Regions from separate parts of the Mus musculus genome. Here all the other regions are linked to region 3. A link is a loop called in an ENCODE intact Hi-C map of the cell type or tissue named here. Cell type or tissue: left cerebral cortex. All regions are shown on one strand. Region 1 has its middle 110 kb from the start of Zfp120. Region 2 overlaps Syndig1 (synapse differentiation inducing 1). Region 3 has its middle 140 kb from the start of Cst10. Region 4 holds the start of Syndig1 (synapse differentiation inducing 1). Region 5 has its middle 120 kb from the start of Zfp120.

Evidence for each region. A loop is a pair of places that touch in the nucleus more often than their neighbours do. Peaks named below come from ENCODE experiments on the same cell type or tissue, not always from the same donor. Only the 100,000 strongest peaks of a DNase experiment are listed, where the experiment ranks them.
Region 1: it touches region 3 in a loop (1.9-fold over the local background); 6 of 42 quality-filtered maps call a loop at or near these places.
Region 2: it touches region 3 in a loop (6-fold over the local background); 2 of 42 quality-filtered maps call a loop at or near these places.
Region 4: a loop joins it to region 3, with 6 times the contacts of the local background. A loop is called at or near these places in 2 of 42 quality-filtered maps.
Region 5: a loop joins it to region 3, with 2.8 times the contacts of the local background. A loop is called at or near these places in 6 of 42 quality-filtered maps.

What each region holds. Positions count from the first base shown.
Region 1 is chr2:150,021,672-150,026,671 of GRCm38, reverse strand. No RefSeq gene overlaps it. Among named protein-coding and RNA genes, the nearest start is that of Zfp120, 110 kb to the left of the region's middle. In left cerebral cortex, a CTCF peak has its summit at 2,545 (motif pointing right); a DNase peak (open chromatin) is centred at 2,566.
Region 2 is chr2:149,871,086-149,876,085 of GRCm38, reverse strand. The region is part of intron 1 of Syndig1 (synapse differentiation inducing 1); the gene reads right to left. Among named protein-coding and RNA genes, the nearest start is that of Syndig1, 43 kb to the right of the region's middle. In left cerebral cortex, a CTCF peak has its summit at 2,375; DNase peaks (open chromatin) are centred at 2,499 and 3,429; H3K27ac peaks cover 2,106 bases.
Region 3 is chr2:149,538,840-149,543,839 of GRCm38, reverse strand. No RefSeq gene overlaps it. Among named protein-coding and RNA genes, the nearest start is that of Cst10, 140 kb to the right of the region's middle. In left cerebral cortex, no CTCF peak of the experiment used is centred here; DNase peaks (open chromatin) are centred at 793, 2,605 and 2,821.
Region 4 is chr2:149,829,525-149,834,524 of GRCm38, reverse strand. Syndig1 (synapse differentiation inducing 1) reads right to left here and starts at 3,742. Exons shown (of 4, transcript NM_001085521.2): 1 at 3,600-3,742. In left cerebral cortex, CTCF peaks have their summits at 2,488 and 2,691; DNase peaks (open chromatin) are centred at 3,683, 4,126, 4,435, 4,799 and 6 more places; H3K4me3 peaks cover 3,169 bases; H3K27ac peaks cover 2,820 bases.
Region 5 is chr2:150,013,589-150,018,588 of GRCm38, reverse strand. No RefSeq gene overlaps it. Among named protein-coding and RNA genes, the nearest start is that of Zfp120, 120 kb to the left of the region's middle. In left cerebral cortex, no CTCF peak of the experiment used is centred here; a DNase peak (open chromatin) is centred at 2,003.

The DNA of each region.
Region 1 (5,000 bases), 480 kb before region 3:
TGTTTCCTTGGTTTTTCTTTGTTCAGGAAATCACTAGAATGAGCACTCTCGGGTAAGGTCTGCTTTATAGGTATGAAACCCAAGGCTCTTTTGTTAAATGTATAATGGACTCGACATCTTACCTTCTTAATGGTAATACTGTATCTGATAACACAGTGTTGTCCAGTTCTGCTATGGTCAGGGTGTTCTGCAACAGAACTGATAATGTACTTATAACCACTTGAGAACCAAGTTTCCAGACCCAGAAAAACCATAGTCTTTCTCCTAAGCCATGGTTTGTTGGGAAACTAGCTGAACAGAAAATCTTTTTTTTTTTATCTGAAAACCTAGCTTGCCAAAAATATGCCAGAAGAGTGCTCTATAATGAAAGGATCACAATGAATGTTTTAGTATACACACACACACACACACACACACACACACACACACACACACACACAAAGCCAAAGATCCAAAGAGTAGTGAACTGCCATATCACCTCTAGTTATTATTAACAACAATTCTATCAAACTCATGGTCCACAGGCTGTATAATAAGCAAAAAATATCCTTGGGAAGCATAGGTTGTTTTAGATATTGTGACTGCATGATAACCCACCCCAAACCCTGATTTAGTCAAGGATATTTACAACACTCATGACTAAGAAGGTCAGAGGTTTGTATCCAGAACAGATTGTAGTGTTGTCTTGTGGTATCCCTGACCCCAAGAAGCCGAGTGCCCAGCAAAAGGTCCATAAGCCGTGTATGCTGATAGGTTGGATGGTCATGTTATACACTCCACTTGAGTTCAGGAGACACAGACAGCCTTTTCCAGGGACAGCAGAGAATTGCAATGTGATAACACAGGGGTAGATATACCTTGGTCAGCTGCCTTTAAAGGTTGTGATTGGCAACATTCTTTGGTGAAGGTGACATCAGGGCTAATACCAGTTGGACACATAGGGACATACCCTGTGACAGTAGAATGCTGGGATTGGGGAAAATCGCAAGGAAGAAGGTTCCCCAAGAAGCTAAGTTATTGCAAGGTTCATGGAGGGTCTATGACCCATTGACTTTCTTCATGTCCAAGACATGAGTGGTAATTGGAGTTTCCAGTAGTAGGTAAAGAAGATTGGATCATTCAGCCAATGGCAACAAACTGAAGAATCAGCAACATAAAAGTTAAGAGGATCTTTCATCAGGCTGTATCAAAAAGGCTGAGCCCCAGCAAGGGTTGTTGTGCCTTTTACCTTCTTCCCTTAGCCAAAGGACTTCCTGTGCCAAAGACCAACACCTATGAGTGTAGCTCTGACCCCTGCAGGACTTTTCTGACTCTATACCTTGGGGGACTTCTTCCTTCTGGAAGTCAGACTTCCACGAGGGTTGGTCTCCCTTCTGGAAGCCTGTAGTAACTTTCTGAAAACAAACACTACAGAAATCCAGAGGAAGAGGCTGGGAGTAGTTGTTATGTTGTCCACCTGGTCAGTACTAACAGGGCATTCTAGACATCTCTGATTATGTCATGATGAGCTCTCACTACTCAAACTACCTGCCTGGGAGGATGGCATGAGGGTCTGGAACTCCATTTCAGGATGCTAGGCTGTTAAGGGGTTGCTCTTATGCATTATCCCTAAAGGAAAGCATAGATCATGAATTTGGGAAGATATACAAATAAAAGTTGCTGTCACTCAGTCCACCCAGCCTTGGAATAGCTTCCTGTATTCCCTAGACTCATAAATGGCACTGGAAGACTGAGTATTATCTTTAGGAAACACCAGATCATGCCATGCCAAGGAGGCTAACAGGGTGTTAGAGTTCTTTTGTGGCATGGATACATAGTAAGATGATGTTTATGAGGGGAAGCTATAGTCTGGGGGCCTAGAGGGGGGCTTCCCTGTGCCTAGGATCTAGTCCATCTTGTGTTCTTCATGGTAGAGTGTTCCTTTCTGCACTTAAGTATTCACATCTCTGAACCCACTTCTTCCAGTAAGACTTGCTCTGTTGGAGCCAAAGGTGACTTTCAGGGATAAACTTGTGTTGGAGTGTAAGGTTCTTCTGGGAAAGCCAGGCTCAGCTGGCAGGGACCTACCTCCTTCCTTGGTATCTTCTTCTCTCCCTGGCACCCAGTTCACTTCCCTGCAAACACCAAGCTCACAATTGTTTGGAAGATGTCTCTGAGACCTGATTTGTTTGGTTTTGTTTTGGGTTTTTTTTTGTGTGTTTTGTTTTGTTTTGTTTTGTTTTGTTTTTTTAGTTAATTTTTGTTCCTAGTTGCAGAACGTCACATGTCCTTGCATGTCACAAATTGTGACTCACTCTGCCTTTTCCACAACAGATGATAGAGTTCAAACAGAGGAGTGGTTTGTGGTGTTGGAGGTTAGACAGCTACATGATGAGCCCCTAGTGAGTTTGAAGGTAAAGCAGCAGTTGGACAGTATTACAGATGATATGCATGCAAAGTGCTGACTGCTCACAAAGACAGCTGGGAGTATTCAAGGAGCAGAGTCAGAAATCTGCCTGCTGGGCTAGATTTCCTGTATATAGCAGACTTTCCTGAAGCCCAGTAGAGGGCAACAAAGGCTAGAGAGAGGCTCTGTAGACCTTTGTCCTGCCTGGACAACACAGACATGTGGATGCTTAATTAATGCAAATGTGTCTTAATCATCCTCAAATGGGGCTCCTGGTGAGGGTTGCTATGGTCACAGGCCTCTGTCTTCCACATTAGCTCCGTATGTCCAGGTCTAATTCAGGCAGTGCGTGACTGTGCTGTGAGCCCTGGGTACCCATAGCAGTTACCACAAGCAATCTTGGCATCTTTTCCTCCTGCCACATTCCAAAAGTCACTGGAGGTCTCCATGACTATGAACCATGATGAGAATGAGTCGTCTGGTAAGCTTTGTTCCCAGTTTCTGCCACATCTGTACCTTGAAACACTGCCAGGTAAGGTGAGGGCAGAAGGAACTAAATAAAAAGGAAGAAGAAAAATAGGCTCAGAGAGCTCATACAAGCTTGTTTTTGACTGTCCAGGCTTCAGGTCTGGCAAAGAGGTTTATGGTATTGGGTAGTTTTATGCCAGTGTATTAAGTTGAGTTGTGCTTTGTGTCATCTAGTGTCTCAAAAATGTGCCAAGAAAGTAAGATATGAGTCTGTTTTCAGGTAAATTTGGAATTGGTGTGTATTTCCCTCAGGCCACACAGAACAGTTGGGTTGATGAGCCAGTATTCCCCATTTTGGAGCAGAATTGGATCCTAACCTATATCATACGCTTCTAATGTTGGGCCTTATATATAAAGGTTGCTGTAGTAGAGGCATGCTTCTCTTTACTTACCCTTAAAAGTTGCTGCTGCTGCTGCTGCTGCTGGTGGTGGTACTGGTGGGAGGGGAGAAAGTTAGGGACCATGCCTTAGTGGAGTAGATTTCAGTCAAGACACCTTAGCCAAACACTTTCCCTTACCACAGTAGGGGGAACCACGTAGAAGTGAATCCTATTGACTTGTGCCACCACATACGGATGACTCAGGCATCAACACAGATGTGCAGTATTTCTGCACCAGCTGTTGTAGTAGGGAAGGTATTCTTGGCTACGATGTACATCAAGTAACATCTGTGGGGTGGCAAGCCTCTGTGAGTGAAGTTATTGTCCTTCTGTTCTTGTCCTCCTCATTAAAGGCACAGAGGCTTACTGTATTGTTTTCAGAGTTTGTTCCATGAAGCCATGTAGGTCTGTTAGCCCTAATATCTAAGATTAAGGCAACATATGGTTGGATACTCATGTAGAGAGGCTAGATCTCTAGGGTTGGACTGTTGCATGTCCATATGTCTGTGGCTTGGGGCTAGAGAAAGCATTTTGAGCCTGGGGCTGAGAACTGTAAGCTTAGAGTTTGTTTTTGTAGCAAGGCATATGCTTTAATTGTGCCATGACTAGGCTCTGGAAGCAGAATTCTTGTAGAAAACTTCAAAGGAATCTCTGTGGCTGTCTTGAGCCCATCTCAATTGAGACAATACTAGCTGCTAGAGCCAAAGGATCTTAAAGGTCCACAATCCCAAATACAAAAGGTTATGTATATTCATTAAAGAGCCCAATATATTATGTCTTTGTTGACAGGTAGCTTTTTTTCACCCCAAATGTCCTGGCAAGAATCATTTCTTCACATGCCTTCAGCAAAGTCTGTCCCTGCAAGCAGCCCTGGCCCCTTCTTCCATTTCCCTTTTGAGTTTTATCCTGAATTCCTTTTCCTTACCTGTTGTACCAAGTCCTCCATACCTGACTTCTGGATGTGTTTCTGGGTCTCCTTTCCAGCACTCTAACCTTTTGTCCAATCTTTGGTAACCCTGTGTCTTTCTTACCTGACAGGAATTATGAACTATCTTCCTCCAAGGATGGCAGTTGTTTGTGGCACTGTGCTAGGGATATTCCACCCCCCCCCCCAAAAAAGGAAGAGGAATGAAGTTAAATAAGTGTTCCAGAAAGTGCTCCCCTTCTTTGGCAAGCTAAAAAAAAAAAAAAACCAAAACAACAACAACAACAACAACAACAAAACAAAAACAAAAAAAACCTAGAGAAATCTCAATGTGTACAATCAGGTAAGGATTCTTCCATCATATCATATCCTGGGGCTTTGTTCCATCACAGGATCCACAGGATGAAGGAACAAATGGAAATGGTGAGCTTGAAGAACTGATTCTACATGGGGATGCATGCCACCTTTAGCATCTGATACTGCTCACCCTCCTCTTACTGTCTTGCTTTGGGCGCATAATAGAGAATCCCTGTGGTCAGAGTACCTGCCATTGCTAAGGACTTCTGAGAGATTTAAAAAAATGCTCATCTAGGAAACATCACTCTACGTGTCTCTTATGGCAAATGCATCCTCATTTCTAGATAGCAATTCATGTTTGCTTTATTATATTATTATTACTAAATAATTCATAGTGCTAACACACATGTATACACACACACACAGAGAGAGAAAGAGAGAGAGAGAGAGAGAGAGAGAGAGAGAGAGAGAGAGAGAGAGAGGT
Region 2 (5,000 bases), 330 kb before region 3:
CAGATCTGTCATTCTGGACCATGTTGTGTGTAAAGGACCTCCCATCAGCAATACTGAGATACAGGTGACCTACACTTACTATAGGACCAGAGGATTTCATAGAATAGGGAGAGGGAGGCAGTTAAGTGTCCCCACTCTTTAGCTGACATGTTACTATCCAGAAAATATTTAATATGTTGCTTCAGGTGCTACAGTGGTGAAGTCTAGCTTGTTACTTAGAGGCTTACCAACATTTGGACCTTCAATCTTTTTTTGTTTTTGTTTTTGTTTTTGTTTTTTGGTTTTTGGTTTTTCGAGACAGGGTTTCTCCGTATAGTCCTGGCTGTCCTGGAACTCACTTTGTAGAATAGGCTGGCCTCGAACTCAGAAATCCACCTGCCTCTGCCTCCCCGAGTGCTGGGATTAAAGGCGTGCGCCACCACACCCGGCTTGGGTCTTCGATCTTTTGAAGTGATCCCAGGCCTCATGGCCTGATGTCTAGGGCCAGTCCCTTTAGAAGAGCTCTGGAAAACACCCAGACAGCACAAACACCTGGGGCAGACTTGAAGAGTCAGTCCTGAATCAACAAATATATACACAGAGTGATGGTTAATAGTAACTGTCAATGGGACAAGATCCAGAACCACCTAGAAGGCAAGCCTCTGGGCAAGCAAGTGAAGGATTCTTTAGATGAGATTAACTGAAGTGGGGAAAATCACCTTAAATGTGACTGGGATCCCTTTATAGGTTGGAATCTTGGACTGGATATAAAGGAAAAAGCAAGCTAAGCATACACGTTTATCTTCTTTGCCTCTTGCTGGCTGATGCAATGGAACCAGCTGCTTCAAGCTCTTCCTGCATCCTTTCCATGCCATAAGGGACATGGCACCATGAGTCAAAACAACCCTTTCTCCCTTAAGATGTTTTTATCTGAGTATTTTATGGCAGCAGGAGAGTAGTTGAGACAGAAGGTTCCTTATGATCATGTTTCACTTAAATTTCATTAAAATGTGATAGTTGTACTAATATACAAATTAGACATCTAAGAATTCTACGTGAATTCCTGGCATCCACCCCAAATTGAACTGCTGGGGTGATGTTGTTTGGGGCAGGTGAGGGGTGAGGACTAACAGATGCATTCCTGATTCTCTTCTCTCCTCCCACTGCAGGGAGTCTAGACATCAAAGAACCAAAAGAAGTCTCCCCATGCCTCACTCTGCTTAATTTCTCAGAAATATGTCACCCATGGGCCATGGCTGCAGTTGCTTATGGTTATCTTGTTCCAGCAAGGTTGCCCTACAGACCTATACCCTTCTTTTACATGAGAGATTTCAAATTCTTCCATACTTCATCTCTCTGAAGCCTAGGGTTTATGATCAGGATACCACCACCACACAACCAGACCCTCTTCCAGGTCCCCATCACAAGCACCATCCTGCTTACATGCTTGCTTTGGGCAACAACCTCAAAGGTCTTTTAGAAATAGAATTGACTGTGTGTCACTCCTGAATTAATTTCCGCAGTGGCATTGTGCCTGAAGTACATACCAAAGGCGCTACCATGGTTTATGTTACCCTCCTTCACCAACCCATGCATATTTTTTAATCAAACTCTTTGCAGGTCCCAGACTACTATTTTCCAACATCACTGTCCCTCTTTCACTTTGGGAACATAGAAGGGTCTTGTTGTCATCCAGGTGACTTTCAGTCTCTTGGGTTCAAGAGCTCCACAATGTTCCATGTAGCTGTGACTGCAGGCATAGGTCATTATGCCTGACCACTTTGACATTTTCTGAAGAATTATTTTTCACAAAGCAAAGGCCTGAAAGTATGTATGCTGTTCCATTTTCAAAAGAACTTAATGCTAACAGCTTGTCCCTTTCACCACAGGGATAATAAAGCTCCACGACTCAGGCCTTATGAAGCTCACAGCCTTAGATACAGAAACCCATTGCTGGGGTGGAGAGCATAGTTTGAATGTCTGAACCTTTTCTTAAGTTTTAAGTGGAGTCCTGTAGCCCTGCCTATCCTGGAACTCATTATGTAGACCAGGCTGGCCTTGACCTCACAAAGAACTGCCTGCCTCTGCTTCCTAAGTGTTGGGATTAAAGACAAGTACTGCCACACCCAGCTACCAATGTCTCGTTTTAAAAAAGCCTGTCAGTGATTTAGTCCCTTTATTAATGTTCCACCTGCATTTGCTCCCTAGATTACAATCTATAAGGTGCTAAAACAAGCTACCCAGACTGCAATGGAAGAACAGCTCAGGGTGTAAGCCACTCTCTATGCATTATGTAGATCCATTTTGCAAGGAATGGCTTTTGAGAAATTCCACCAGCCTAGTAACTTCTTAGATATGTGCTTTTCTAGGGTCACCAGAGATCCAGATGGAGCAGCCCCTATCTGTGTAAAGCTTGCACTCCATCCAAAGTTTGGAGGCGGATGGTGAATTTAGCAAGGAGAGACATGGATAAGAGCCATAGAGAAGCCGTGCAGCAGGAGGGAGCCTGGAGTGCGTGGGTTGGGAGGCACCTCCAGTGGGTGTTTCTGGGGATGGTGCTCATTGCACCTCATATCAAGAGCAGAAGGAGATGCTCTCCTCATGAGTCTCTGGTCTATTTTTACCACTTGGACACCATGAGTCATGCTACTGATTGTCTCCCAGCACTGCTGCTGCTGCTGAGCTCACAGCCAGCCTTGGACATCAGAGTATATATTTGGGATACTGACCTCCCTTTGGTTTAATCTCATTTTTCCATGATGTTTTCCATCTACCTTTTTAGCATCATCTGTGCATCTTGTCATATTTCTACATCTGTTGTTCTCCGTGTGACAAGTACCAGACAGAAGCAACCCCTTCCCCAGCCTTTTCTCTGTTCACTGGCATGCTGCCCCTGCCAGAAATATAATAAAACCAGCCTGTCACGATGGTCATCAGGAAAGGGCAGGCAAGAAGAAATGATGAGGTTTGTCCACTCACCTGCCTCAGTTAAAGACAAAACTTATGAGCCCTCATGCTGAATCTAACCAGTCATGTGTGCTGTCAGGCTCAATTATGAGAGTATTATCCTGAATGATTATCATATATAACTTAATAGAAGTTCCTTCCTTCTGAAGATCTGATCTTGTCTAAGTTTAAAGTGGGACAAATGTCAAAATAAGCAGAAAATCCCCCGAATGTGTTTTCCATACACCCAGAGCTATGCCTCTGAACAAACCCTTACAATTCAACATTCACAACTTTCCATTGGCCCTTTCCATTCTTACGTTCCATTCTCTCTAATGAAGAAGAAAACCTCTACACCCTCAGGCTTGCACACCTGCTAACCAGAAGCCAGATGGCCAAGTACCATGGAGGATATGCATTTGGTCCAGAAAGTAGATCTGCATGTTCCTAAGAAAGATGTCAACGGGATGTTCAAAGAATGACGTTTATTCTTAAAAGTCACTAAAATAGTTTTCCAGTTTGAGAGAGCGTTTATTTCAGGGCAGTGCTCTTCCCTGGCAGGCAGAGTGTGCAGGGGAAGATTCACTATGGAATACCCAGAGAAGCCTGCCTTCACTGAACACTGTGATTCATCCCAAATCAGAGCAGCCTGAGCCCCACAGAAGCAAAGCCACTTCCCAAGTGCATTGCCTTCCTTGTGCCACATCCAGGTTATGCTTCTCCTGGGACAAATTCATTTGCTGATAAGAAGTGATGGTACCCAACAGAGCACCTTCTCAGCAATGCTACAATCCCCATGCTTTGGCGTTGCCATAGCTTCCCATAAAAGGAAAGCTGGGGCATGGATAGTCATCCCTCATCTACCCTGGGGCTGGCCTGAGAGGGCTTTAGTGTAGACACTGCCATTCCTCAGCTTTCCAATAGCTGATTCCAGCACCTTCAGAGACAGTGGATGGCCAAGTCAGTATCGGCATGAGACCTAGACACATCTTCCCATATACTGGAAATCATCTCTAGCTTAGTCATGATATATGATTAATATAACTATTATGTAAGAAGGTGTTACACTCTTCTATAGTTTAGGGAATAATGACAAGGGGAAAGTCATTATATATGCTTACTACATACAGACAGTTATCTTCTAAATGTTTTTGAGTCAATGATTGGTTCAGAATGTTTGAAGATAGAGATCCTACAGGGCTGACTGTTCTTTATTTAGGAAGTAGTTTCAGAAAGAGGGGCAGGTAGCTGTAGATAAGGTGTGAAGTTCAGGGGAAATGCCATTCAGTCAGGTTCTGCAGGAAGCTGGAGACAGTGGGGAGTCTAGAAGACAACACAGAACAAACACTCGGGAATTCCATTGAAGTGTAAGAGTTGGGCACCTGTTTACCACATTCCTGCCAATTGTTGATAGAAATTATCCCTAGGACTTTTTCTCTCTAATCCTGATAGCTCACCAGTATGAACTGAAAACAAGTCTTCCAATGAAAATAAGCTTCAGGTAGAAAGCCCTGATCACTAGTGGCAAGATGCTCTGGAATGACAAAAGTGAGTGTCTATAATTCACACCTGAACTATCAGCTTTATTTATTCTAGTTCATAAAACTCTCTTGGATGAAACACCAGAGAATCTTCTACTAATTTTATAAGATAGGTATGGATTGATGGATGTATGATCTCAAAGATACACCAGACAAGCCACATTCAACTGAGTATGTCACCACCATTCTGTAGAGTGTACATTGTTATCACCATCATGATTTTCAAGGAAGGATCTGGGGTTCAGCGACGTAAATTCAGTTGCTTATGGTTGAGTAACTAGAGACAAAAAGCTGAAGGGGAATCCAACCATTCTTTCTCATAGTCTCCTTTCAGATCTCTGCTCTGCATGACTTCCCATTAGAAATACAGCTCACTACTTGTGACCTGAGATAAATGTGAAGTCTGGCATAGAGATCCAATGAAGTAGAGATAAAATGTGCAATAGTTCTGCTTTTCTGCACCTTCATATGTACCATCTCTTTGCATTGACCCAACCATGACCCCTGGGCTCATGATCCTCTACAGGATCCAAG
Region 3 (5,000 bases):
CTTATGGGGTCACAGGAGTTGAAGAAATCCTACGATTAGATCAGGAGTCAGTGCAGATATACCTGTTGACTGAAAATTGAGTTTCTAGTCTTGCATGTGAGATTCTGGGACAACTGTAAGATCATAGACACTTAGGCCTTAAACATGATTTTTGCTATGTTAACACTCTCATTTGAGCAGTAGAGGCACCCAGCCAGTACCTAGCAGTCAGAAAAATGCCCTACCGAGATTAGGAAACTTCCTTACACTGGACCTGCATCCCTAGCAAAGCAGTGAAGCCATTGGCAGCCCAGTTGGCTTATAGCTGAAGCAACGTGGGAGACCCTCAGCAAGAACTGCATAAACTCTATCACTTTCCAGGTCCTTAAGCAATGAAAGTCATAAGACAAATAGCTTACTGTTACTATGACAATAACACACTGGGTTTGGGTCTGATTTCTTAAATAGCATTTGATAATGAACGAAGCCTAGTACTCTGACTCTATTTTAATATCGTCACTGTACTCAAGAGTACTCAAGGATGACTGGGGTCCTTGAAGAGGTTTGATAGTGAAGTGGCAATGCTTAGGTTTATACACTTAGAAGTTCATTTAGATGTCACTTAAAAATGTGAGTGTAGAGCAGAAAGAGGAGGGATGCTGAGGTCCAGGAAAGAAAATTCAGTGAAGTAGCCTATATTAGGGATTGGATGTGGCAAAACATTTTCACGTTGGGAACTGTTTTAAAGATTGAGCCAACATGAGTTGCCTTTTAATTAGATGTTAATTTAAGAGAAAAAACTAGGGATGATAGCTACTGGCTGTCTGCCTCCACTGCTCACAATGTGGGTGGTGAACTCTAAATGTGTGATGAGGGAAGGAAATAAAAAGGAGAGGGACAGAAGGAGGATGAAAGGGAAAGATGGAAAGGGATTAGAAGAGTTAAGGCGAGGGGGGGGGACATCTCAGAACAAAGGTATCCTTAGTCTGATATAACCTCTTAGTTTTGGCTTGGATCACACAGGTCCATAGTACACTATTTGATGAGATAGAAAGTATAGAATAAGAGCTAACTGTAAAGTGTGTGTGGACTTTAATTTTCACTATGGGCATCCTCTGTTTGGTTCATCCTGAATATAGTAGGCAGTATAGTAACAAAGCACTGGTGATCCTGACATAACCTTGAACACATTTTGACTCATTTGATCAAAGATAGAAAAGATATAAGGGTTGAGAGGTAAAATTGAGAGTATAATCAATTTAAAATGAAAAGGGGGAAAGTACAGACTTTTATCATCAGCCTACAAGTATTACAGGAATAAAATGATGGTAGCAACTTGTAAAATGTTGAGTCTAAGCATCAAACCAATATTTCTCTAAGTCACTATTGTCATTAGCTCACCTGCATTAACAAAGTATAATATGTGTCCATGTGGCCTTACACACACACACACACAAAGAGAGAGAGAGAAGAGGGGACAAAGAGACAGAGACAGAGAGACAGAGTCAGAGACAGAGAAAGACAGAGAGAGACAGAGATAGAGAGACAGAAAGATAGACAGTGAGAGTAACATTCACATTTCATAGATTTCCAAAAGGAATGGACTGCAACTATATCCAGGAAAATCAGAGAAGATAGGCTGTCCAGCATCTAAGTCCCTTATTAGGGAAGATCCAAAGTTCTCTTACCAATAAATACTCTACTTCTTGGTTGTATAAAACTTTTAGTTACCTTTCAATGTACTGCTTTTCTGATGACTTCAGTTCACAGTGGACACAGACACACTCATTCACCTATGTAAATATAAGCAGGTTCAGCTTATATTTATTGGCTAATCGTTATGTTCCAGTCACTGATAAATGTTGGCACTCAGTGATGACATTGTTGGTATATACCACACCTACAAATAGGAGGGGGTTGTACAAAGACCTCAGAGTTGGAGAGGGTATTGCTCAAAATTTCTCACTGTGGAGCCTATGAGGTTGATCTGCAATGAGTATACACTTATATCCTTCCAGTCTCTTGTGTTTAAGTACATAGGATGGCTAGATGAGTTGGAGCCTTAGAGAAGGAGTGTTTTTTTAATGATTATTTTCTTTATTTACATTTCAGATGGTATTACCCTTCCTGGTCTCTTCTCCATTCCCTCCCCCTCCCCTTTGCCTCTAAGAAGGTACTCAGTCACTCACCCACCCCCATACCCACCCATACCCTCCTTCACTCTAGCATCTTCCTTCACTGGGGCAACAAACCTCCCCTCCCACTGATTCCAGATAAGTCAATCTTCTGCTAAATATGTAGAAGGAGCCATGGACCCACCCATGTACACTCTTTGGTTGGTGGATTAATTCCTAGGAGCTGTGTGTGGTCCAGTTATATGATACTGTTCTTTCTATGGAGTTGCAATTCCCTTCAGCTCTTTCAGTCCTCCCCTATCTCTTCCACTGGGGTCCCTGGGCTCCGTCCCATGGCTGGCTGTAAGTGTCTGAATCTGTCCTGGTTAGGTCCTGGCAGAACCTCTCAGAGGACAGACCTACTGGCTCCTCTCTGCAAGCAGTTCTTGGCAGCAGCAATAGTGTTGGGGTTTGGTGTTGAAGGAGTGTTTCTTATAGAAAGGCTGAAGCATAAAAGATGTTGCCCAAGTAGGCTTTGAGGGTGAGTGCCAGGCAAGCCTGTGCTCCAGTCTCTAACTCCTGGAGCCTCTTGCAATCTATATTTCTTCAAATTGTCATTTCCCTTTGCACTCTGAACTCTCCCAAGCCTTTCAGGATCTGTGTCTGCAAGGTAATAGGGACATGACTTGAGGCCCATGTTCATGAGGCTTACACCTAATTTATAGTCATAATTTTGAGTCACAACTTTACACCTTTCCCAGAAGCCTTGACAGAACCTCTGACTCATTGTTCATTTTCCTTACTGTCTCAGTATAAAATGCCAAAGAACACATCTGTCTTTGTCTTTTCTGTCTGTGGGCTTTTTGTTACTATGCAGGCCTCATAAAACTACTTCAGCATCAGTAAGACTTATCTATTGAATAAGAATTCAATTTCAGGGAAGACAAATTCTGTTCCTGTTTTCCTTAGAATTTCATTGACATTTTAGAAATCAAACCATTGGTAATGATGAAATCGGACATTTTTAGGGCTTCATAAAATTTAGTTGTGTAGTTGCTGGACTTTGTGGCTTCAGGGCCCTTAGATGAGTGAATTACACAGGGATCTTACCCTACTCAGCTCATTCAGATGATGTGAAGACGATTTCGGATGCTTTTTGAAATAAGAAAGGAGGTGAAAGGCTAATTAAAGATTTATGTGCTTGAGATCTACGTGCTTCTCTCGGCTCCACCAGGCAGGCAATGAAGCGCCTCACTTCAAGAGTGTCACGGCTTGGCTCTAGAGCATGCAAATGGCCATCCATCCTGGTCTGGAGGCAGAGGTGGTTATCACACTTCTTGTAATGATAGGTTTCTGTCAAGTTGACACAAACTATAGTAACCTGGAAGAGGGAATCTCAATTGGGGAATTATTTCCATCAGGTGTCCATCCCCAGTGTGGGAATTTCTTGATTGATGACAGGAGGGCTCATCCACTGTAAGCTGTGCCTTTCTTGAGTTGGTGGTCCTGGCTTTTATATAAAAGCAGGCTGAGCTAGCCATGAAAAGCAAGCTAGTAAGCATTCTTACTCCATGGTCTCTGCTTCAGTTCTTGTACCCAGTTTCCTTCTTTGAGTCCCTGGCCTGACTTTCTTTAGTAACTGATTGTGATTGGTTAACTGTTATATGAAATAAGCCTTTGTTCCCATAAGTTGATTCTGGTCAGTGTGGAATCATAGCATCAGGGAATCAAAACTAGACCACCTCTCTACTGGCCAGCCACATCGCAGTTTGTAAATTGGGAATGACTTTTGTGTGTGTGAAGTGCCTCATTTATTTATAATAATGATGATAATAATAATAATAATAAACAATAATGGTTTATTGTAATTTAAATATTCATCTTCATTAATTATAAATTAAATAATGTATAAAAATAATAATTATTATAGTATACTACATCATAGTTTTGGAGGGAAAGACAACTCTGTAGAATTGGTTTATGATATCTAACTTTTATGGGCTCCATAATTAAGCTAATATTGCCTGGATTGAGTAGCAAGTATTGACTCACTGAGTTCCTTTTCTGGTCCTTCAACTAGTTTTAATAGATTTACTTCAAGTGTTTGAGTTTTATTAATTTACTAACTCTATCAACCAGCATTGATGGGCTAGAAACCATGCTGGGTGCTGGAAATCCCAAAAGACCAAAAGATTCTAGATGCTAGTAAACTTGTTCCAGTGGTTATAGAAATCAAAAAATGGAATGAGTACCAACTCACCAGCAATATTTTCCATGGTGTTGATCCAAAACCCAGCTCTCACTTCATAGGGAATGAGAAATTATTTGTTTGTTTGGTTGGTTGGTTTTTAGCTCTTCATTGATTCTTTGTGAGTTTCACATCATGCACCCCAGTTCCCTCATTTCCCTATCCCCTCATTTTGCCTTTGCCCTTGCAATGTCTACCCTCAAGATAAAGTACAAGGGCATACACACACCATCACAATCACCACCACCACCACCACCATCACCTCCACCACAACCACCACCACAGTAGACTAGTGGTAGAGCTCATCTCTCTCTCTCAGTCTGTCCTTGGGGCTAGCTCATTGGCTCCCCTATGATCAGAGCTAGCACTACTATGTAGTGCTATCAGGGTAGCCCAGGCCACACTTCTGAGTATTGTAGCCAGTGATGTACAGGGCCAGCTCACCTACTCTCATGACCCTGGGGTCAGCTCTCTTGATTGCCTCAAGCAAGGGAAGAGGGGACATCTTCCTTCACCCAAACCACCTCATGGCAAACTAGTAATGGGGTCAACTCTTCTACATTCACATCTTTGGGCAATTTAACCGTACCCTTGGCACCAAGGCCAGCTCTTCTATGCTGTATGTGCAAGATACATGGCCTGCTATCTGGAGTGGTGCA
Region 4 (5,000 bases), 290 kb before region 3:
TTAACATTGTGTCTCAATGTCCCCAGTACAGTGTAAATAGATCATAGGCTATACCCCTCAAAACATCTCACATGAGCACATTTATGCAAAACAGCCCCATGTAACATTTCTATGTAACCTCATTTGCTCCTACCAGCTGATTCTGACAAGTAGACACCCTATCCTTCCTTCCCATAGTGTTTCTAAAAATGTGGTATCTGTTCAAACCACAGGTTGCAATACTGTGCCAGTCTATGCCTAGGGATCTGCATTCTCCAACAGGCAGGGGGACTAGAAAAGAACAAAGGGAGATGTACAGGCCTGCACTGGCATAAAACAAAATTACCAAAGTTTTATATGAGAGGACATGATGAAAGTGCTCACTTAACAAAAGGATAACTAAGGATCCCTTTGTACAGTGCTCTTCATAAAGGTATTTCAAAGTCTACCCAACTCTAGGAACACCACTGACATTTTTTTTTAGGAATAGCTTTTATCTCAAAGAAAATTTAGAGGTACACTAAGGGGCTCTGCAAGGGAAGGCATTCCTCCTGCTAACTCTCCTAGCCTTCTCTGGGGTGTGGCACACCTCTCTATAGTACTAAAATCACACTGGGTACCAAATCCCAGCAGGCATGGCACACACACACACACACACACACACACACACACACACACACCGCCTCCTAGGATCCAGTAAGTGAGACAGGAATGCCCACGTAGGTTTCCTAATGAACCCCTGGAGCATGCAGCACTCTCAGTGAGCCTTGCCAACAACAGCAGCAGACAATTTACATAAGCAATTGCTCCCTAGCAAATAAGACTCATTTGAGGAGGCAAATATGAAGGACAAGTTCAGTCCATTGCAGCCCTTCCAGGTCACTGTTAAATGAGGAAGAAATTAATTGCTTATAATTTACAAATTGAGGTTTAAAGATTTTACCATTTTTTTAAAAAAAATTATTTTGTTGTTCTTGAAGGAACTAGTCAACTAAAATCTTGCTCAGACCCCAGGTAGACAGGTATAGCACATTTAAAAGGCCAGTTTTCCTCAGTAATTGTAATTGTCTTTCCTCCAGCAATGGTCTACTTGTTCTTCCAATAAAAGTAGCGGGCTATCTTTTTTCCCCCCTGCGATATAAATGAGGAGAGGAATATCTTTCCTTGTATGAACATCATCTGTGCTCTACTGAGATCATTAGTAACAGTCATATTTTGAATCCAGAATGTAGCTCAGTGGTATAGCAATGTTTAGCATTTGTGGTGAGGCCCTGGGATCCAATCCAGCATAGAAACAAAACACACACGAATTATTATGATGGCCAGGCCAGCTTGCAATAAACTGCCATCATTCTCAGAGACAGGACCATGTGCAGACAGGTAAAGTCAGCTAGAAATTATTTTTTTTCTTTTTAAAGTTAAAATCAAAATGAAGCACTCACGAAAAACCCGTATGTAAACATATTACTTTTCTAGCTCATTTTAAAAATACAATTTAACAGCAATATAATTTATTATTTTAACCAATACATTTGCTTTGTTGGATACATTCATACATTCATAATTGTATAGGCTTACAGACACCAAATGATGCTATGATTTATTTGTATAATGTGGAATCACCGAATATTCCTCCCCTCAGTCATCCTTTTGGGAATAGATTTTGAAGTCTTTCCCAAACAAGGCCTCCAGGACTCTGAGAAACAAGGAGGAGGCGGCCAAGGCCAAGGGCATCTCTCTACCTTTCCATATCATTGAAGATTTCTGTAATAGGAAAGTTTGAAGTGCTTCCTTCCTGCTCCCTCTTCCCTGGTACCACAGTACCCTCTCTCACTGAAAAGGGGCAGCTAATTTACTATGAGTCCTCTCTGCAGGGGCAGGCAGTGGGGGCAGGGTGAGAAGGGCATCTGATCACTTACAGAGACAAGCTTGTCCCAGCAAAAGGCTAAAGTGTTCCTAGGTGCGAGAGAAGGAAGCAAAGAGGAAAGAAAGATGCTTTCTCACACATCCACAGGCCCCGCACCTGTGGTCTAAAACTTCGAAACGGCGGTCAAAGGCATGAGCAACTTCTCTGAAAATTCCCCTCAGCTTCTCCCCTCCTCCAAACAGACACCAGGCTACAGACACTTTTATCAGGACCCCCTTTCCCCTCTTTGAAACCACTTCTCTGCAAACACCCAAGCTGCAGACACCTTGACAAAGAAAAATCCACAGGCTCTGAGATATGTTAGGAGGTTGTTACCCCCTGCACCGTCCCCCCCTCCATCCCCCACACCGCTCAAGCTGCAGGTCTGCGCAGTTCGCAGCCTGATGGTTACCACCTCGCGGCTCTGCAGAAGAGGGCCCTAGAGATGCATGTCCCGCTGCCTGATTCTAAACAGAAAAACAGCCCCTAGGTATTTGTCAGACCCCTACGTCCCCCAAACAGCTAAACTGAGACCACTGTTTGCTGCACCAAAAACCCTGGTGAGACTATGAAAGACACAGGCAACCCAGTTCTTGCCCGCAGCGCAGAGGCGCCACCTCCACATCAAACACCGCAGGAGTGTGGTGCGCACCTTAAGTCTGAGGCACCGTGTGCCTGCGCTTCTGCTAGCAGAACACCCCACAGAAAATGAGGAATACCAGAAGACCCCTTCTTGTGGTCCTTTAGTAAAGCCAACCAACCCTTATCCTACTTGCCCAAAGCTCAACTGAAGGTTCCTCCACCACACCGCTAGGGTCCAACAAAACAGGCACATGCCCAAAGCCCTTCTTTCTTAAGAAAAGTGTCCAACTCCATGGATGCTCCACTCTCTCCAGTATTTACAGAGAGGACACGAATGAAGTGTAGAAATCACGCCCAGAGACAACAAAATTAGAATCTGAACCCTTTAATCGCATCTGCTTGCGCCCATCTCGGCGCCAGGACTGGCGGCTCCGAGGCTGCAGACTGTCGCGCTGCCAGGGACCGGACAGCTCATAAAAACCGGTCTCGTTTTGGATGGAGGTGAAGGGTTCTAGAAGTCCGGTCTTCCGCTCAGGTAACCGATTGTGCACCCACCCACCCCAATCCTGATGCTCTGGAACTCTACATTCTCTTTCCCCTCGGCCCTTTGCTTTCCTGTCCCATGTGGACCTCACTGACTGCCACCTCCGCGGATGCCTTTCTCGCCAGCCCCTCTTGGACTCAGCTAGGTAGCTCCAGGGACTGGTCGGTATCATCTAGGTGTTCCAGTACACCGGCCTGGCCCCCAGCAGCCTGGCTTTGCCGAACTCAAGACACAGACGCACTAGCTCTAACCGACGTCGCACAGCAGCCCCTTCACGCCGCCTGGGTACCCAAGGTGGCAAGGCGCCAAGTCGCACCCTGGGCCGGTATTACCAGTTCCTGTCCTCTCTGCATCTTCCCCGTCAGGCGCCATCTCCCCTCTCTCGGGGCGACACTGTGTCTCCCTAGTCCGGCCACTGCGACCCTTCAGGACTTACCGCGGCCGGCACACCATCACCGCCGCCTGGTCTGCGCGCTGCGAGGCGGAGCAGGACACCCGCCTGCGCCAGGGCATCCTCTCGCGCCCGCCACACCCGCCCACTCCGGTGGCCCGGGGTCCTCCCGCGCAGCTCTGGTGCTCGGGACTTACCTCCGGGACAAGGTGACCCGGCTGGTGCGCCCAGGCGGCCGCCCGCGCGTCTCGAGAGCCGGGAAGCGTGAGGGGCGCGGGGCGGTGCGGAGCCCGCCTCTGCTTCTGGGCTCGTGGCTCTCCGCCTCTGCCCTCCCCTGCGCGCAGCTTCCCCCGCCGCTCCCCTCCTTGGATCACTGCCAGCGCCCTGGGCTGCCCCGAGCACACAGTTCCCGAGAGCCGAACACAGGGCTGCGGCGCCACCCTTCCAGAACCCGGTCCTCTTGGCCCCTAGGAGCACAAAGGGCGCGGGCTGAACTAGGGGTGACCCGGGATGTGCCGTTCCACTCTTTGGTCTCGCGGAGCCTGGCGACTTGTGTGCAAGAGTATGCGGCCGCGGTCCCCGGGAGAAGGTGGCCGTGAGGAAGAGGAGGGGGAGAGAGAGCGGCAGCACACGAAGGTGGCCACTAACTTTGCTCCAGGCTAGCTGTGCCCTCGCCAGTGATAGCGGCTGGCGGGTGGCCGGGGGCTAGTGTCTGGAAACGTTGGGGCGACTGAGATGGGGGAAGGGGGACTGCCACTGGGAACTAGGAGGACAAGAATTAGCCGCCGACTGTGGAAACGGTGGCTTCCCTTGGTCCTAAAAGACCTCCCAGGCTCCAGGTCGACTTGAGGTTCAGAAGGTTTCTCTGGACACTGTAGGTTCAGAGAAAGACCCACGTCCTGACCAGCAGAAGGAATAAAGACAGAGACCAGCCTGAAATCGGTACTCTGGGACTCAAGCCTGTAGCTCGGACCAACACCATTGTAGGTGCACTGCGGGTGGCCCCATGGTAGTTGCTGTGGAAGGAAACTGGGCCGACGACGCCTTGGGGGTGGGGCAGAGTGGTGGCTTGGAGTAGGTCGAGGAGAGCCCTAGTAGAGCCGCCTACGAAGACAATCTACATTTCAAACGTTGGGGAAAATCATGCTCGAGTGGGCGTGTTTTCCTTACAGATTTTATAGAGAAGGAATTAGAAAATTCGCCAAAAAGAGGATCAAAAGTTGTCTTATCTGAATGACCCCCTTTCAAAACAAGGGAAAATTCACCTTGCTTCAGCTCTCCCAAACCCAAACTTTTTCTCCCTGGGGAGTCAACATTGCTAATTCCCTAGTGGTTCCTTGGATCTATAGCTATCTTGTATAGATTCCTGCCCCTTGCCTCAAAACCAAGATTTTGCCCCCAGAAACTGCCGCATCTAGCCAAGTAGAATTTGGAGTGTCAGAGTTGGAGGTAGCTCAAATCCTGCCTGGGAGCCCTGTGCAGCACTTGGCTTCTGGGGACCTTTAGCTGTACATAGAAAACAAAAAAATCAGATTTGGATGGCTTAGGAAGGAGGTTGAGCTGATTAGTGGACCCAGGTGTGTTCAGAGAAGCTCCTT
Region 5 (5,000 bases), 470 kb before region 3:
CTCAAACTGGCTTAGTTGGTGAGTGGATAAACATTCTATAGCCACAAACTGGAGCACTACTCAGCATTGAAAACGGATAAATGTTGTTGCCAGCAATGATCTGGAAGCATTTTGAAGGTAGGTTGTGGAACGCCAGACTCAAAAGCCTACATAGTCTCTAATACTGGTCATGTGGTACTCTGGAATACCTTTAGAGGTACCATTCCATAGAGGAGAGCTCCTTTCTGGCTTACTTCCCATGACTTGTTCATATAGCTTTCTTATTACAGAAATAAGCATAAGAATAATGACCAGTAGCTCTCATGGAGGGTGGGTGGGGCAGGCAGTGGCTCCAAGGAACATAAGCTGCTATATTCTGCATGGCTTGGGTCCTGAAATTTTGATGAAGGGTGACAAAAGAATAAAGAAAGGACAGGCATACATACATACAGAAAAGCTGGGGTCAGGTTGGGCGTATGAAGTTGGATGGAGTGGCACCTACTAACATACCCCCAACCTCAGCATGTTTATTTTGTACAGCACTGGGGCAGGAATGTCTAGTCTCTGTAGACAACCAGTCTCAGACAGTTAACATATAGGAGAAGGAAGAAGATTCAGTTGCTAGTGTTTGTACACACTGATCAATTGTCTGTAAAACTTGTAGTTAGACTAGAGGAAAAGAAGGTTTTAAAACTTTAGGCATGGCCCATGTAAGGATAGCTTTGCCAATTTGCCATGGGTCCAATGCCTTGGTCTTTGTTATGGCTGTGCCCAAGTCAACAATGTACATTCACTTAGGACTTCACTCTCCCAGGGCTTCCTCCACACCTTCAAGTATGTGGGTTATGTTAATGAACTGTCGTTGCCTATGGTGGTTTTTACTTATCAGTGTATATTGTTTAAACTCTTGCAATTGTACAGTCTTGGGCTCACAGTAAAGGAGAAAGATAGGTAGGAAGTTTTAAAAAAATGTGTTCTTTAAAAGCTCCACAGAAAGGAGTCGGCTTGGCAGCCTCTGTTCCCAGAGAGTGGAAGCTGGGTGCTGTCATGGCACCAAGAAGTGGCAAAGGATTCCAAAAAATGGTTCTGAGGTCTGGTGTGTGTTCAGCATCCGTGACACCTCCAGGTCTCATTAGTCTGGCTCTGGCCTCTGCCTATCTGTGATGTCTCCCGGCCCTCCAAATATGATGGTAAGGGGTGGGGGCAGGGAAAAGAGATGCCATCTTCTGCTCACTCTTTCAAATGGGTGTTAGTGAGATTAAAGCTAGAAAAATGAAGCAATATGTTAAACCATGTTTGTTTCCTGTCCAGGCTTCTCCGAGAAAAAGAAGCCAATCCTGCTGTACTCCTTGGGCTCTTATTCTGAAAAGGCTGATGAGTCCCTCATTTCTACCCCTTCCTACCCTGTCTCTGCAAATGATGAAGGACAGCCAGACACACAATTAAGCCAGCAAGACCCAGGGAGCTGCTCTAGCCAAGAGCGGTGGACAACTGCCCCACCTTCCTACAGTGGGTCTTGGGGGTGTGGCCTATAGGCCCTCAGGGTCCCTGGTGAGGTAAACCTCATCTATTCATGGCCATTGCCTGATTTTACAGGCAGCCTCTCCTAGCTTCAGCCCTTTTGGGGCCTCACACCACTTCCCCTGTGCTTCCTGGGATTGTCTCTCAAGCAAACCACTGGAACCAAATCCATAAAGGGAGCTGCAGGGGCAGCTACCCAGGGCTTCATTTTTCTTTTCTTTCCTCCCCCTCCTAACATGTCTCTAACACAAGAATTGACCTTCCCAACCCTGCTTGGTTTTCTCGTGTCATCAATATTTTTCCAGCTCACTAGAGTAGGTAATGGGAACTACTGCTGCAACCACAGCCATTGTAGACATTGAGTCCTACCCTGCAGCAGGAACCTCAGGGAAGTACCATGCACCTATGTGACTTTCTGGAGATGAAAGGAAGGTCGGCACAGCTGTGTTGTGAACCAAAATTCTTCCAAGAAGAGGTTTCTTCTTTCAAGCGCACATTTTTCTCAGTACAGCAGTTTCTCCAGTTCCCTGGTAGCAGCCGCCAGAATCTCTAAAAGGCTGACAGCAGCTCTGGGGAACTGATGAGCAGCAGGGGCTGGATGCCCTTGGCTGAACATTTGAACTGGGTCTTTCCCTTTTGTAGCTGTGCTGATATTTGCATATGTGGGCAGCAGCCTTTGGGGGTCTGTATTGCTCCTTTGTGAGAAGAGAAGCAGTATTGTGGTGTAGAATCCACACCTGAACTTCGAGTGCCTCAGTTTCCTTGTCGAATGTAAAAATAGCTTTCCCACATGCATATTTCATAAGGGCATTATTAATGGGATCAGATTTAATCAGATCTAAGTACATATGCCTTACACATCTTTTCCCCAAAGTAAGTCAAGTACAGAGGGAGTTGCAGAGTTGTGGGCAGCCATGCTATAGGGCTGGGAATGAGAATCACACATACACTATAACTGTCACTGCTGTTCCTCAGGAGCCCCTATATTATGCCTGTCTGTCCTGTCATTTTACAGTGCTACTGTACCAGGTGTTTGCCTCTCCTACTTTGAAGATGAAGAAAGCGAGGCTCAGAGATGTGTGATTATGTTGGTGAATGGGACTTTGCCGTTCATGTCTGCTGACCTTAAATTTTATGTCTCAAGCTGCTGCATTACAATGAAAAGAAAAGAAAAAAAAACATGGAGATTGCTGGGACTTGAGAACAGAGATATATAAAAGTTCCTAGCTCATACTAAATGAAAAGACTATGAACACCCATACCATACACACACACACACACACACATCCACACACACACATGAACCTCACTCATATGGTGTGCACTGTGCCTTTGCCTGTGTGTACATGCACATGCATGTATGAAATGTGTATTAAGCTGGATACATGGCTTACTAGATAAAGTGCTTAATGCATAAGTATGAAGACCAGAGTTTGAATCCTCAGCACCCACATTCAAGCTAGATAGGCATAGTCTCCCTGATAGAATCCCAGCATTTAAGAGGTGAAGGCAGGGGATTCCTGAAGCAAGCTGGGTAGGTCAACTAGAAGAATCTTTGAGCTCTGAGTTCAGCAGAAAAACCCTGCTTCAGTAAGTAATCAGAGAACAACTGAGGAGAACCTGAGTTCAAGCACTGGTCTACACACACATACACACACACACACACACACACACATGGGTACAAATGGGGTACACATACAATGTGCACACATGTACAAATATGTACAAATATGAACATACACATGCATAAGCACAACCCACATACACACATGCAAAAGACATTGTGTATGGTGAATGCACACACTTTAAAATGATTAGAAGTAGTGTGAACTCCACTCATCCCAAGAGCTGGATTTTGACAGCATTCCAGTCATGCTTCTGTTGCCTGCCAGCCTCATGCCTCCTCTCGGACAGAACTACCACCTCCTTGAAGTGTGTGTGGTATTCTTTGGTCTCATGTTACTACTTTTTCACCTGCGCATACTTCATACTTGCTGTTTCTTGCTTTGAACCAGGTTTACATGGATCATAGCATAGGTTACCTGTGCCATGTGGGTTTTACTCACTGTTGCAGCTCTGAACCTTGCATAGCTGATGTCCACTGTTTGTTTGCTTGTTTGTTCCTTTTTTTCTTAAAGCAGTTTTTTGTCCCCAAGGCAAGATTAATAGTCTAACTTTGATAAGCAACATATATGGTATGAGTACATGCAGACCCATTTGGGCCAGAGCAAAGAGGGAAGAGACAGGGGGTCTGGTTTGGATCCTGGAATCTTCATGGAAATGTCTATAATGACATATATTTATGGGCATGTTCCTGCATATAAGGTACCTGTGCAATATAGGAATGGGGCAAAGAAAGGTGTGGAACACTGAGGAGTCTGGAAGTCCAAGGATGGGAAGAAAAGAGGCCCAGTGGGAGCCCACACATCCTGGTAAAAAAATGATCTGACTGAATTATGATTATACCATGTTCATAATCCCAGTATTTATAATAATATGTGCATACTGGAGTAGGGAGGCATTCACTTCTGTAATTGGTCTTTGATTCTCCATGTTTTTATGTGTGATACAACCATTTTCAGAACTGGCTGTTTTTTGCCCATGAGCCCTTTAGATTGGTGAAGCTGTTGCCTCATATGGCCTAAAATGAAATTTCTAGCAGACTTAGAATTTAGAATAAATTCTTTTCATTAGTGGTTGTTCCAAGAAAAAAAGACTGACTGTAGGACTCTAAGGTGACCCAAGATATAGAGGCTATAAAACCACCCTGCTATTATAAGAATAATGGATAGGGTCTCTGAGACAACAATCCCCAGAATTAATAATTGAATGCCATTGCACTCAGCTCTTCATTACCAGACAGCCTTCATTCCTGTTTCTCTGGCTGTTCTCATTGAAGTTTGGACAGACAACATATTGCTCTCTGGCCACTGAAAGACCCTGGACTGTGTATAGAATCACAAGTTCAAATTAATCAAATTCAGCACACATTGAGTGAAGGTCTTTCCTGCACATCATTCTAGACACTTGTGCAGATCCCATTGTAAAGGCATTCCATTGACCAGCACTCTGTGATGCAGAAAAACAGAGAGCTCCCGAGGTAGGACTGGCAGGCAAGACACCGTGAAAATGAAGGCCTCAGCCGATGAGCATTACCCACAGGCTGCAAACGCAGTCAACCCTGGGGGAAATCAATGAATTTCAAGTAAACTGACAGGAAAGAAAAAAAGGAAAAAAAAAAAAAAAAAAAAAAAAGAAACCCACTTGAGTACTGTGGCTTTACAGTTTCCCTGCCATTGATGGGAGACAAGGAGGTAAGGGCTGCTTCAGCCCCTGTCTGATGATGGCTTCTCTACTGCACTCCAGGCAAAAATCAAAGAGGTCACTGGTATCACTGAAGATTGACAAGGGACAGCAGCAAGGGACAACTGAAAGATCTGATATACTGTTTTCAGAAGATGGCAATAATAACGAGCAATATAGGCTGAGCCAGCAAAGGT